Regions from separate parts of the Mus musculus genome. Here region 2 is linked to region 1. Evidence: chromatin contacts called from ENCODE Hi-C or POLR2A ChIA-PET data. All regions are on one chromosome and are shown on one strand. The core of a region is the stretch at or near the end of the contact, and the rest is flanking DNA. Distances in the headings are between cores, read along the strand shown.

Region 1 (5,583 bases), core at 911-3,410:
TAGAAAAAGTGGTTTCTAAGTAAAATTTTTGCTAACTTCCTTTCGGACTCAACTATTTAGGAAGTAAAACACACGTGGCTCAAGTAGAAAATTACAGAAAAGCATTCTCATCCAGTCCCACTTGCTAGAGGTAGCTTTTATGGTAACAATATCAAAGCTTGCAGTTTCAACAACCAAATCAATTACTTTCCTTTTATAGATGCTTCAAGTGTTTACATTACATATGCTAAAATGCAGTGTTTAAACTCGTATCTTTTCTATGAAAAAGAATTTAAAAGACAGCACTGATGCAGTCTGAGGGCAGGTCAATACACCTTGAGGCAAAATGTGTCTGTCCTAAGAAAAGAACAATACTTGTCAGGAAACTACAGAAAGGAAGGGTGTCTGTGAGGTGGAGACCTCTGTTAACATCTGTTTCCAAATTGTCAGTGTTTCTCCATTGTTTTCATCTTTTTAAAATGAAAACTTTAATAAGACTAGTAAGACTTTATGAAAGAACTCCGGTATTTATTCAGGAGGGAAAGCTTAAACAGAAGTAGCAGGAGCCTTGATTCAACCACAACTAGGTTACATGAACAGTATTTCATAACTTCACAATGAATTTCACCACGCATTCAGGAGAAAGGGAAAAAATATCTAAAGATACATTTCTATTTGTAATAGTCCATACCCAGCCAGTTATCACCTAACACATGATCAAGAGCTTTCAGCTCTCCAGACCCTGGAGGAAAACTTTTGCATTGCCAGTCTCCAATATTTAACATGAAAACTGGTCATTTACTTTTCTAATATCATTCGAATGATCAAAGAGTAGTAGCTAGGTCAACAAATACCTAATGGCTATTATCTTGGTGTGGAACGACTGGGGGCATTCCAATATTCAACTCCATAATCTTAACAATTACTTAGTGAGATGACTACCCATTTCAATACTACTCGACTTATGTCTTGTGTGCAGTCTTGTAGAAGGGACCTTCGGCTGCAATCATTTTTTTTTCTTCTCAACCATATGTTAAGAGAATCGTACATTCAGTTCAGCAATTAACCATCCAGAAAAAGCTTTGTCTTAGCATGGAAGGAAAAAAAAAAAAAACTTATCCCTAACTTTCCAGCCAATTGCAACCTCGGCTTCTCACCACCTCTTATCACTGCATGGAACCTATAGAATGCAGCACAAAGGAGAACGCGGTCGCTAGGCTGGCAGCACAAGGGCTGCGGGGGCTCCCGGTTTCTGCAGGTACCGGGTTAGGAGTGGAAGCCACGCTAAGGGTGGGGCGGTGGCCATGGCTTCCGACGCCTCTACCCCGCCTTAGAGGACCTGCGAGACGCGCAGGAAAACAGCGGGATGGAAGCCACTCGTGCCTCTGCGTCACCCTGGCCCCATCACGCAAAGCTCAGGCCTCGTGACGCAAAAGCCGGTCCAAGCCCGCTGGACGTTTGACACTCCCGAGAACTCCATGTTGGAGGGAGCGCCACAGGCAGCGCAACAGCGGCAAGCCACCGGCGCTCCGCCCCATCTCTAGCTCGATAAAGAACCGGACAGCAGGCAGCGACGTCTAGGAAGAACGCCAAGTCCTGGTCACCCTTATTCTGACTCTCCCTCCGGCCCAAGGTCCCAGTTCTCCCCGCCCCCAGGGCCGGAGCTCCAGCACTGCTCCCGCGTGCCAGCTCAAGAAGCGCGAGTCCCAGGGCATGATGGGAACTGCAGTTCAGCCGTACCACGCGCTATGCAGACTTGGGCGTCCGAAGCGAAGACCGAACTACAAGTCCCACCGCGCCCCAGGCCGGGGTCTCCCGTTCGGCCGGCCAGCCGGCTCCCGGGCGTGGGGACACCCCTCACCTGCCGTGGCCGCCGACGTCGCTGCCCCGGAGCCGCCGCCACCCCCGCCACCGCGGTGGGGAGCGTTCCGCTTCTTGTTCTTCGGCATCGTGGGCCGCCCGGTGCCGCCTACACTTGGAGCTCAGCGAGGATCAGCCGATGGAGCTGCACTGTCTACTCGTGCGTCTGTGCGGCGGGCGGCTGAGAGGCGAGTCTCGGGCTAACAAGAGAGGCGAGGAGCGGCGCGGGTGAGAAGCGGCAGCAGCAGCAGCAGAAATCCCCGTGAAGAGCTGCGAGCGGAAACGATACATGTTTCTCTCTAGCGCGGGAGCGAAGGCGGGGTGGCCAGACCACGACGCCTTAAGTAGCCAGACGGCGGCTTGTCGTCACCATGCGTGGGCGGGCCTCCATCGCTCGCTGGCCAATCGCTGCAGATCTCCCCACCGCGGCGTCCACTGGGGCGGTGCCTGCATTCGGACTCCCATTCCCAGAGCCTCAGTCTGCCCTCGGTGCCTGGGCTGCTATGCCTTAGGGCCGCGTGGAGCTTTGGGAGATGTAGTTAGCGAGAGGGCGCGGCCTTCTCCGGGCTCCTCCCAGTCCGATTGCGTCGTGACCTCGTCCCAACGAGGCGTCCGCCCTGGAATTCACCCGGGTAGTCACCGCGATGAGCCATGCGGCAGTTATGCAGCTTGATGAACGTCAGCTTGTAAGATCACGTGTAACAACCTTTCCCCTGCTAATATGAGGCCCCTGTCCAAGCACAACCATACCCTCCTGTGGGTTTAGGGACGTGGGCTCCCCACCCTCCAAAAAAAGTATGCTTTCAGCTACTTCAACTTGTATTGTTCGTGGACCTCATATTCTAGACTAATATCTCAAATAACGAGACTGATGATTCAGTCTCAGATTTTCTTACAAAGATGTGACCTTGATTCCACCTGCCAGTTTGGAGGTCAGTTTGGGATAAGAGTTTATGAGAAGTTCGCAGCTGGCAAAACATACATGAGTTATATCAACAGTCGCAAAGGGGTTTATTTTCTCAAGGTGCTCCCGTTGATCTGTTTTCCGTGTCGCAACACCCAGTCCTGTTTTCAGGAGCTGCTAGTAGGTTCCTATACTGTCCATATGACAGAACAAACTCACTGACTCGTGCAAGTGACTCACTCTGCACTCCACCTCTCACCTCGGCTTCATTCTATTTCAAGTGATGATAGTAAGTCTTTCTCCGTCTTAATGTCCCTCTTGTACCTTAAGCCAACTTAAATTTTTCTCTCCTTTTCTTTACTGCCATATTCTTAATAGTTAATATATTATCTTCCCCCATATTCTGTAATTTATTCACCGTAATTTATTCAGTTTGTTCATAGTGCCCCCCCCCCAGCAATTGATTTTAAAATGAAACTCAGGGCTGTATCTTGATCTCTAGCCATACATAGCTTCAGTTCATACCAGGTCACCCATTTCAATGTTTCATGCCCAGGAAGGCTGATTATTTACTCAAGTGTCTTGTTTGACTAATCCACCTATGTTTATAGTTGTTCCAGAACCTCACAGACTGCCAGTCCTCCTAACCTAGCCTCTCTCACTGCTTTCTAGATATCTTGTTCTTCTCCTGAACTCAACTGGTCTTCGTTTCCAGTACAGGGCTCTTTTTGTTACTTTGACTTCATTGTTCATGAATGCCCTAACCCACCCCCCATCTTCATCTTAAGAATTATCTCTGTCTATCAAGACCAGCTCAAACACTATCACCTTCACGAAGCTTCGTCCTCACAAGTCTTTGACTTGGTAACGCTCTGCTGCCACTCTCTGTTCCTACAGATCGATCACAGATGGACTGTTCACAAAGATTCGATTGGAAGAGCAACGTTCAAGGTTTGCTTTACTCTGTGTTCTCTTGAAGAACAAGTAAACTGCACAGAGCATGGCTACCAAACTGGGACGCAGACATGGACACAGGCCCCCACTGAGTCCCTTGTGTCTGGACAGGCACACCTGAAATCTGACATGAAGTGAGGGTTCTCAGTAGGTGAGGCAAAGAGCTATACATGTTGACACACCTTATAACCACAAGCTTAATTCTCAAGATAAGTTGATATACAGAACAGTAACTTGCTACTCTGTGAACCCCATCACCCAGGTGTAATAGCGTCTAGACTTTGAAAATGATGCCTTACCAGAGTTTGCGATGGGTGTGTTCTTTTTGTATCCACTCATGTGTACACAGGGGCTTTTCTTGGACAGCCTGTTCAGAGCCTACCATATCATACAGTGCTTCTTTTACATTCATTTGTGAACACTTCTATCATGTCATGAAATTATCCACTTCCTCAAGACAAAAATCCCTGTTTGCATCATCTCTCTATTCCTTATGGCAAATAAATAAATATTAAAAAAGCTCGCAATTTATGTTCACAACTTAAACTCTAGAAATTACAAATCACCATCCGTGTGCGTGAGCTTTTTAGAGATAGCAGAAGTGTTAACCTTGTGTTCCACGTTGTCCAGCTGAACTTTGATTTAATGAACCTTAATGAGCTGGCAGTCATCCGTTTCCCAGAATCCTCTGGTCCAGGTTTTCACTTAGGACCACCAAATGCTCAAGGACTGATACCCAGCCAGCAGAGGGCACCTTCTGCTGATTTCCCCTGCTGCCTGTTTTCAGTTGTTTTGACTGAATTTCTTCTCTAAAACCTCATTCTGCCCACTGAACTCCTTCTATAGTTCACACGAGATAGATGGGGGGCGGGGGGTGGGGGAGGGAGAGAGAGAGAGAGAGAGAGAGAGAGAGAGAGAGAGAGAATATTTCAGTAACGAAGCTAGAAAAAAAATATGATTTTTTTTTTTGACCACTTCCAACTTGAATTTCCTTGGGCATCACGATATTAAAACCACACAGATAGACCTTGGGGTCAGAGTTCATCTCCAGCAGAGCAGTGCCTATGAGATGCCCAACATAATAATACTTGTCCAACGTTAGATACCTCAAGCTGAACATAGATTTGTACTTATACACAGCTGGCCTAGGAAGAGGTCCAGTTCTCCCAGAGCTCCAGGCTTGCTTTACCTTTTTATCTCGAAGAACAGCCATCCCAGCGACTTCTATCTACATTTTATTGGCAAAAATTGTGACATTCTATGACTTCGGATTGCAGGAGTTTACAAGACAAATGCCTGTGCTATGTCAGACAAATCTGAGGGTGTAAATAAAAGATAGGAGGAAGGCAACTGAGGAATGTCCATCTTATAAACCATGAGGCAAAGTTCTCCATGTTCTACTGTTTAAGATCTTTTGCCATCTGGACATTATTCACTGCCTCTTATCTCTTAGTCATGGTGACATATGCTTTCATAAAACCTCCTGTGTGATAGGTAATGCCATAATAGAAAAACTACTCAAATGTTGCACAAAATAAGTTATTTTAGTCAGAATTGTGCATACTTGAAAAGAATTTTCACCTTCCATGGGGTCTCTGTTGGACACTTTACAAAATGTAGCACACATATATTCCTTGACAGCATAAACATGAGAGGGTTTTTTTTTTTTTTTTTTGGAATGGCTTTAATTATAGCTCCTTGAGATTCTTTGCATACTAATAAGTAGAAATGTTTCCTTGCTCCAACATCATATGGTGGGATCTAGCTCTTTTTTTTTAGATTTGTTTATTTATTTAGTTATTTCATGTATGTGAGTACACTGTCACTGTCTTCAGACACACCAGAAGAGAGCATCAGATCTCCGTTATAGATGGTTGTAAGAATTG
Region 2 (5,583 bases), core at 2,076-4,575, 4.0 Mb after region 1:
GGTTAAGTCTACATTCTGGGATGTGTCTGGGAAAGTCTGAGCGAAAAATCCCTAACTGTGCCAACCATACTTTTTCACTTCTGTAGTTCTGCTTCGTGCTAAGTGAAATGTGCCAACCAGGATATGGGGTTGTTGTGCATAAAAGGCTAAAAAAAAAAAAAATGCTAAGACACGGAGCTGTACAACTTGGGCAAGTTCCCCATATAGCTGCTGGACTGCAATAAAGACTTTCTTGTCGTCTTTAAGAGTGTTCACGTGGTAGTCTCTGGTAGGCTTACCTCACAAGAGCTTAGACTACACTTTTCAGGACACCATTTCCCTGCCTACCACAGTGACTACCCTAAAATTATTTTTAGGCCTATCTCTTACATAATTTGTGCAAATATCCTGAAGCATGTGGCTTTATTAATTTTGGTCATAATTATTAAGTTTTGTTTGAACAATGAAGAGTCTAAAATGTCCTTTGAGGAAGTTCTATTTTATTTATTTATTTTTTAATTTTTTTCCATTTTTTATTAGGTATTTAGCTCATTTACATTTCAAATGCTATACCAAAAGTCCCCCATACCCACCCACCCCCACTCCCCTACCCACCCACTCCCCCTTTTTGGCCCTGGCGTTCCCCTGTATTGGGGCATATAAAGTTTGCGTGTCCAATGGGCCTCTCTTTCCAGTGATGGCCGACTAGGCCATCTTTTGATACATATGCAGCTAGAGTCAAGAGCTCCGGGGTACTGGTTAGTTCATAATGTTGTTCCACCTATAGGGTTGCAGATCCCTTTAGCTCCTTGGGTACTTTCCTTTGAGGAAGTTCTAATGAGCCAGACTTTAACAGTTAGTAGAAAGAGGGACTATGTACTTAGAGGAGGGAAATACCCAAACAAGATAAAATAACCAATAGCCCTTTGCTTAGAATGAAAGTGTCAAGTACGTGATATGACAGGCATATGTCTGTTTTACATAGGTGAATAGCTAAACAGTTGCTACACTTATCTTTATTCCAAGTGTTAACTGTTTTCTGAAGGCATTACTCTGCTGTTAATATGCAAGGTAATCTACTTTGTACACTACTGAATTTATTTATTTTGGTTGAAATTAAATGATAAAATATTTTTCTTCCCCTAAATTTTATAATATAGAATTGTAGTGTCAATGATTGGACAGGTAATATGTCAGATAAGAAAACAGAAACACAAATACAGCATTATACTTCTGGCCTGTAGGGAAAATGCCAGGATACAAATGAATAAATCACAACCCCGAGCAGTGAGGGCTAGAGGTGAAGCAAGTTTAAGTACAATAAATGGTTTGCTCTATGGGAGCAGGAAGAGTTTCTTGGTTTAAGTACAAATCTGAAGGCTAGGACAGGAGGAAATCTGAGCCAAGAGCATGTACAGAGGCACTAATTATGAAAAGGCTCAATGTTTATGGTAAAATAATGGTGTTTCTGGAAGGTAAAAAATACTGGGCAAGGGGTGAGAAGCCACACAGTTAAAGCTTGTCACATCCCTGTGGTTTACCGAAGAAGTGCTCCTGGCCCAATCTTTCTGCTCTGGGAAAACACATGATCATTTTGCAATTCTGAAAGATAACTTTCCCTGCAGAAGAGACTGGGTTAGAGGTTAGTTACAAACTGTAGAACCAGTTTATGTGAGACTGACATACAGCAAGCTCTACACTAAGGAAAAAGGAGGGCGAGAGCACAGAGCTGAAGAAATTGTAAGAGATGGTAAAGGAAGATCCATTAAGCTTTATTTCTGATTAGAGGTAAAATTACTGACAAGGGAAGGAGAGGAGGAATTGACAGTTGCATGGAAATTTCTAACATAGGAAGAAAATCTGGGTATATTATCTAACTTAAGGAATTACATTATTAAACATTAGAAACAAAGGGAGAAGGCATGGTGAGTTACTGACTGCTTGACCAAGATTTAGTTAGGTTCCTTTTATGACTTTTCACAGTACCTGTCATCTTTTGGCCTCTGCCTTGGACCTATCTAAGTCCAGTGTTAGGAGGAATCGTCTAAGTTGATATGAAATTAATCCCCACTCTTGGTATCTGGTCATTCTCATCTTCTCTCACCAAGAATCTGCTTCTTTTCAGCAAGAATGTCTGTTACCTTTGACGTGATGTCATTTCTTAGTAATCTTCCATCCAATGACCACCCCCTTTGCCTACTGTTCTAAACTCTACTCTTTGTTGTGTCAGAACCTGGAGCTGACAGCTCACTATGGTAATAGTTCTGACCTTCTACCATTTCAATAGTGTCAGGGTATTTTAATATTAGTAAATTAATAATAAAAAAATCAAGAGCTAAAGTTATTTCCAAGCCTTTCTTAATTTTTGGAGTACATATTTGAGCTGTTGTGAGGCTATTTAACAGCTAATACACTGCTAGGGTTTACCAGACAGTATGGTAGACACAACCCAATATCATGTGTTAACCAAATGCCTAGTATGCTCATTTACTCTTTTTTCTTTTTTTTCTTTAATTTTTAGGGGAAAGAAACGTCAAGGTCTCCTCATGTAGCCTGCTCTCGCCTCGAGTTTATAGGCCTACTACATTTTTTACCTTTGTAATGTTTAACCTCTGTAATCCAAAGCCCCTTAATTAAAAACTGTCAGTGAATCTGGCAGCACATGTAATGCCCTTCCTAAAGGGCTTTACAATCATTTTCATTTTAAGGGCTGGCCCTCTGCTACTCTTGAAGGTGAACACTGAGGTCCTAATCTGATGGTCTAGTTAACTAGATAGCACTAGACCTGTGGCGGGTTGTAGTTTGCCTCCCTGGTATACAAAAATTTCAACGTGTTGATTACAAGACCATCAAAGGGGTAGTACACGCTAACTCCCACAAGATGGTATATGACAAAGAGCTTTTAAGTTGACAGACCCCGTAGCTGTTCTAGAAACAAAGAGGAGGTATCACCACAGCAGGATCACAGGGTCCAGCCAGGCTGCTCACATCCAGGCTGCGGTTAAAGCGGTTCCCTGGAACCTAGGCAACACAGCGCGCGCAGAGTCTTCTGGCACGCTCAGCCCAGCTGAACTTATTTCTGAACTATTGGTAACCCGCAAGCAAGCAACCAGGCACTCTACTCTGAGACAGCGCTGAGATTAAAAGCCATTGATCTCCGCCTAACCGTCACAACAGATCATAAAAGTAGCACTTGCCCCTTCCGAAGCGGTGCCTCTCCCAAGCACTCAGCTCCAACAAACTCCCCGCCCCTCCCTCTCTCCACAGCCACGCCCTATTACGTAGGCTTAGGAGGGCAGAAGGCAGAAAAACAGGCCCTAGAGCTTGCGTCACTTCCGCTGGGGGCGGGGCGTAGCGGTGGGTGGTGCTGGTCACGCCAGTGTTTGGGGTCCGGGCGCCGCAGCTGCGAGCAGGCCGGGCGGGCCGATGCGGACCTCAGAGCTGGCGGGAGGCGAGTGGCGGCCGCGGCGCCCGTGACTACTGCCTGCGTCCCGGTGAGTGGCCGGAAGGCGGCGGGGTGGCAGGTGGCCTCCGTGGCGTGGGCGCTTCGCCGGGCTCTCCCGCGGGCGTTTCGGAGGCCCGATACGCAGGCCTCGGGGTCCTGGCGGGCGCTTGGCCCCGACGCCCCGATGCCGCGGGCGTGGCCGCCGGGTGTTTTGGTTGGTTGCGCCCCGCCCCCGCCGGTGGTCCCGCCCAGCCCCTCTCTGCAGTGGCACGCCGGGTCCTGAATGGGCTGTTCTCTGGCAGATCACTGGAGACGCGACGTTTTCTCTGATCTACCTCGACCTTGACTGGGCAGCGTGTGCTTTGTGTTTTGGTGGCTGGATATTTTTACTTCTCAGCGATTTGCTTTTTCTTCCCGTCCTATCCCAGTGCGCTGTTGCTTAAGCAGAACCAGATGCGCGTCCCTTTTAAAAGATGAAAAAAACTGTATGAGTCAGCAGGTTGCAGAGCCTCTTGTCACTGTCATTTCTGTCATGATGCTGGGGGCGGGGCGGGGGGTGGTACGACCAGTTTTCACGCCCATTACAGCAATAACTTTAAAGAAAAGTGACCTTCAAGGAATATCTTAGGAGATAGATGTGACATAAGCGGCTATCCTAGAATGCATTTAAAATTACCATTTTCATTTCCAAGTTGTATTATGGACCGAATTCCTGATTGTCAAAAATATATTTCAGGTTCTCAAGGCGGTTCATTACCACAAGGAAATGGGAAGAATGTTTTTAAAAAGTGAGGATTATTATAAAAGTACATAAGAGTGAATTGAAAAGCTTATGTTTTAGTGAAGCAGTCAGTTGTACCAAATTCCATATAGCTATTTTGTGAAATTCGGTATGCATATTAGATGAATCTCCAATATAAAGACCTCGCTTCATAGTTTTTGCTAATTGTTCTATTCTCTATCTTGTTTTGTATTTCTCCATCTAATTTTAAAATCTTGGTAACAGTGGCCCTCTTCATAATGATGTCAGATTAGTGAAAAGGTCAGCTGCACTAGTCTATATTAATACATCCATACTTTCCCATGCAGAATTGATACAAGAACAGTCTGTACTTGAAGTTGTTTTTTTCAGCCAGTAAAGATGGGATTTGTTACTTTATTTGGGGCACATAACGTTTGTGCAAAGGTCAGAGCTAGACTCTTGTTTCACCTCCAGTTCCAACTCACTCCCAATCGCTTGTATTTTATTCGGTTTACTATCCTTTGCTTTTAAGAGGATCCTTTCCTTCAGTGCTTCCTGGTTTGCTTGAGTGCTTTTCTTCCTGTTCCTAACTTTGGGTACCACTCAAAGTTCTATCCACATTGTTCTCCTCAAAACAAATTTAACTTTTTGAAACCAAAGTCATACATAAATATCCTGAAATGTCAAGGAAATTATAGGGTGCATTTATTTGTAGCTGAGCATTTTAAAAAAGAAAGAAGCTTATTTTTGTTAAGTCCTGGGTATCCAAATACTGCAGGCCATCTCATTTGGCCTTGAGGGTCCAGTTGTTATTGTGTTGCATTTTGTCATACATAAATGTAGTCTCTCTATTTCTATTTCAGTGCCCTGTCATTACTGCATTCTGTAAATATGGAAGAAAATATAGTTTCTTCTATGTTAAGCTGACCCCTTTCCAGGTCTTTCATATTCACAAGTGGCATTTTCACTCCATGTCTGATTTGAAAACTTAAGAGTTTTCTTGACAACTTCTCCTTAACAAGTCCTGTTTTTTTTTTTTAATTATTTTTGTCTTTAATATGTGTAGATGTATGTGTGTGTTTATAGTTAATGAAGTCATGAGTGCAAGTGCCTGCAGAAACAGAAAGAAGATGTCAGATCTCCTGGGAAGTGCAGACAGTTGTGAGCTGGCAGCTGAAAGGAGCCTAATCTGGGTTCTGGGATCCAAGCTCCAGGCTTCTGGAAGAAGAGTACACACTCTTAACCACTGAACTATCACTTTCTTTTGTAACTTTTTTTGTCTCTTCAAAATGTGGTTCACAGTAGAGCTCACTTCTACGTTCTTACACTGTTACTGTATTCAGACCCTTGTTGCCTGTTTGGCTGCATTATTGCAGTTGTCAAATGACATACTCTGTATATTCATTCTACACCTAGC

The links. Hi-C counts contacts between places; a loop is a spot of excess contacts on that map. ChIA-PET counts read pairs that join two places held with the same protein, here RNA polymerase II (POLR2A).
Region 2: a loop to region 1 is called in a map of v-Abl transformed pro-B cells, with 4 times the contacts of the local background. The contact joins the promoter of Pnpla8 here to the promoter of Ifrd1 in region 1. A Hi-C loop is called at or near these places in 1 of 37 maps with a recorded cell type or tissue (v-Abl transformed pro-B cells). POLR2A ChIA-PET finds 5 or more read pairs at or near these places in 1 of 5 experiments (embryonic stem cell).

What each region holds. Positions count from the first base shown.
Region 1 is chr12:40,221,029-40,226,611 of GRCm38, forward strand. Ifrd1 (interferon-related developmental regulator 1) reads right to left here and starts at 2,161. Exons shown (of 12, transcript NM_013562.2): 1 at 1,841-2,161. The coding sequence starts at 1,928. It overlaps Mir1938 (microRNA 1938), which reads right to left and starts at 1,783; the gene lies at 1,684-1,783. Gm7008 (predicted gene 7008) reads left to right here and starts at 2,336. Exons shown (of 3, transcript NR_045157.1): 1 at 2,336-2,525; 2 at 3,641-3,694.
Region 2 is chr12:44,265,829-44,271,411 of GRCm38, forward strand. Pnpla8 (patatin-like phospholipase domain containing 8) reads left to right here and starts at 3,326. Exons shown (of 10, transcript NM_026164.2): 1 at 3,326-3,473.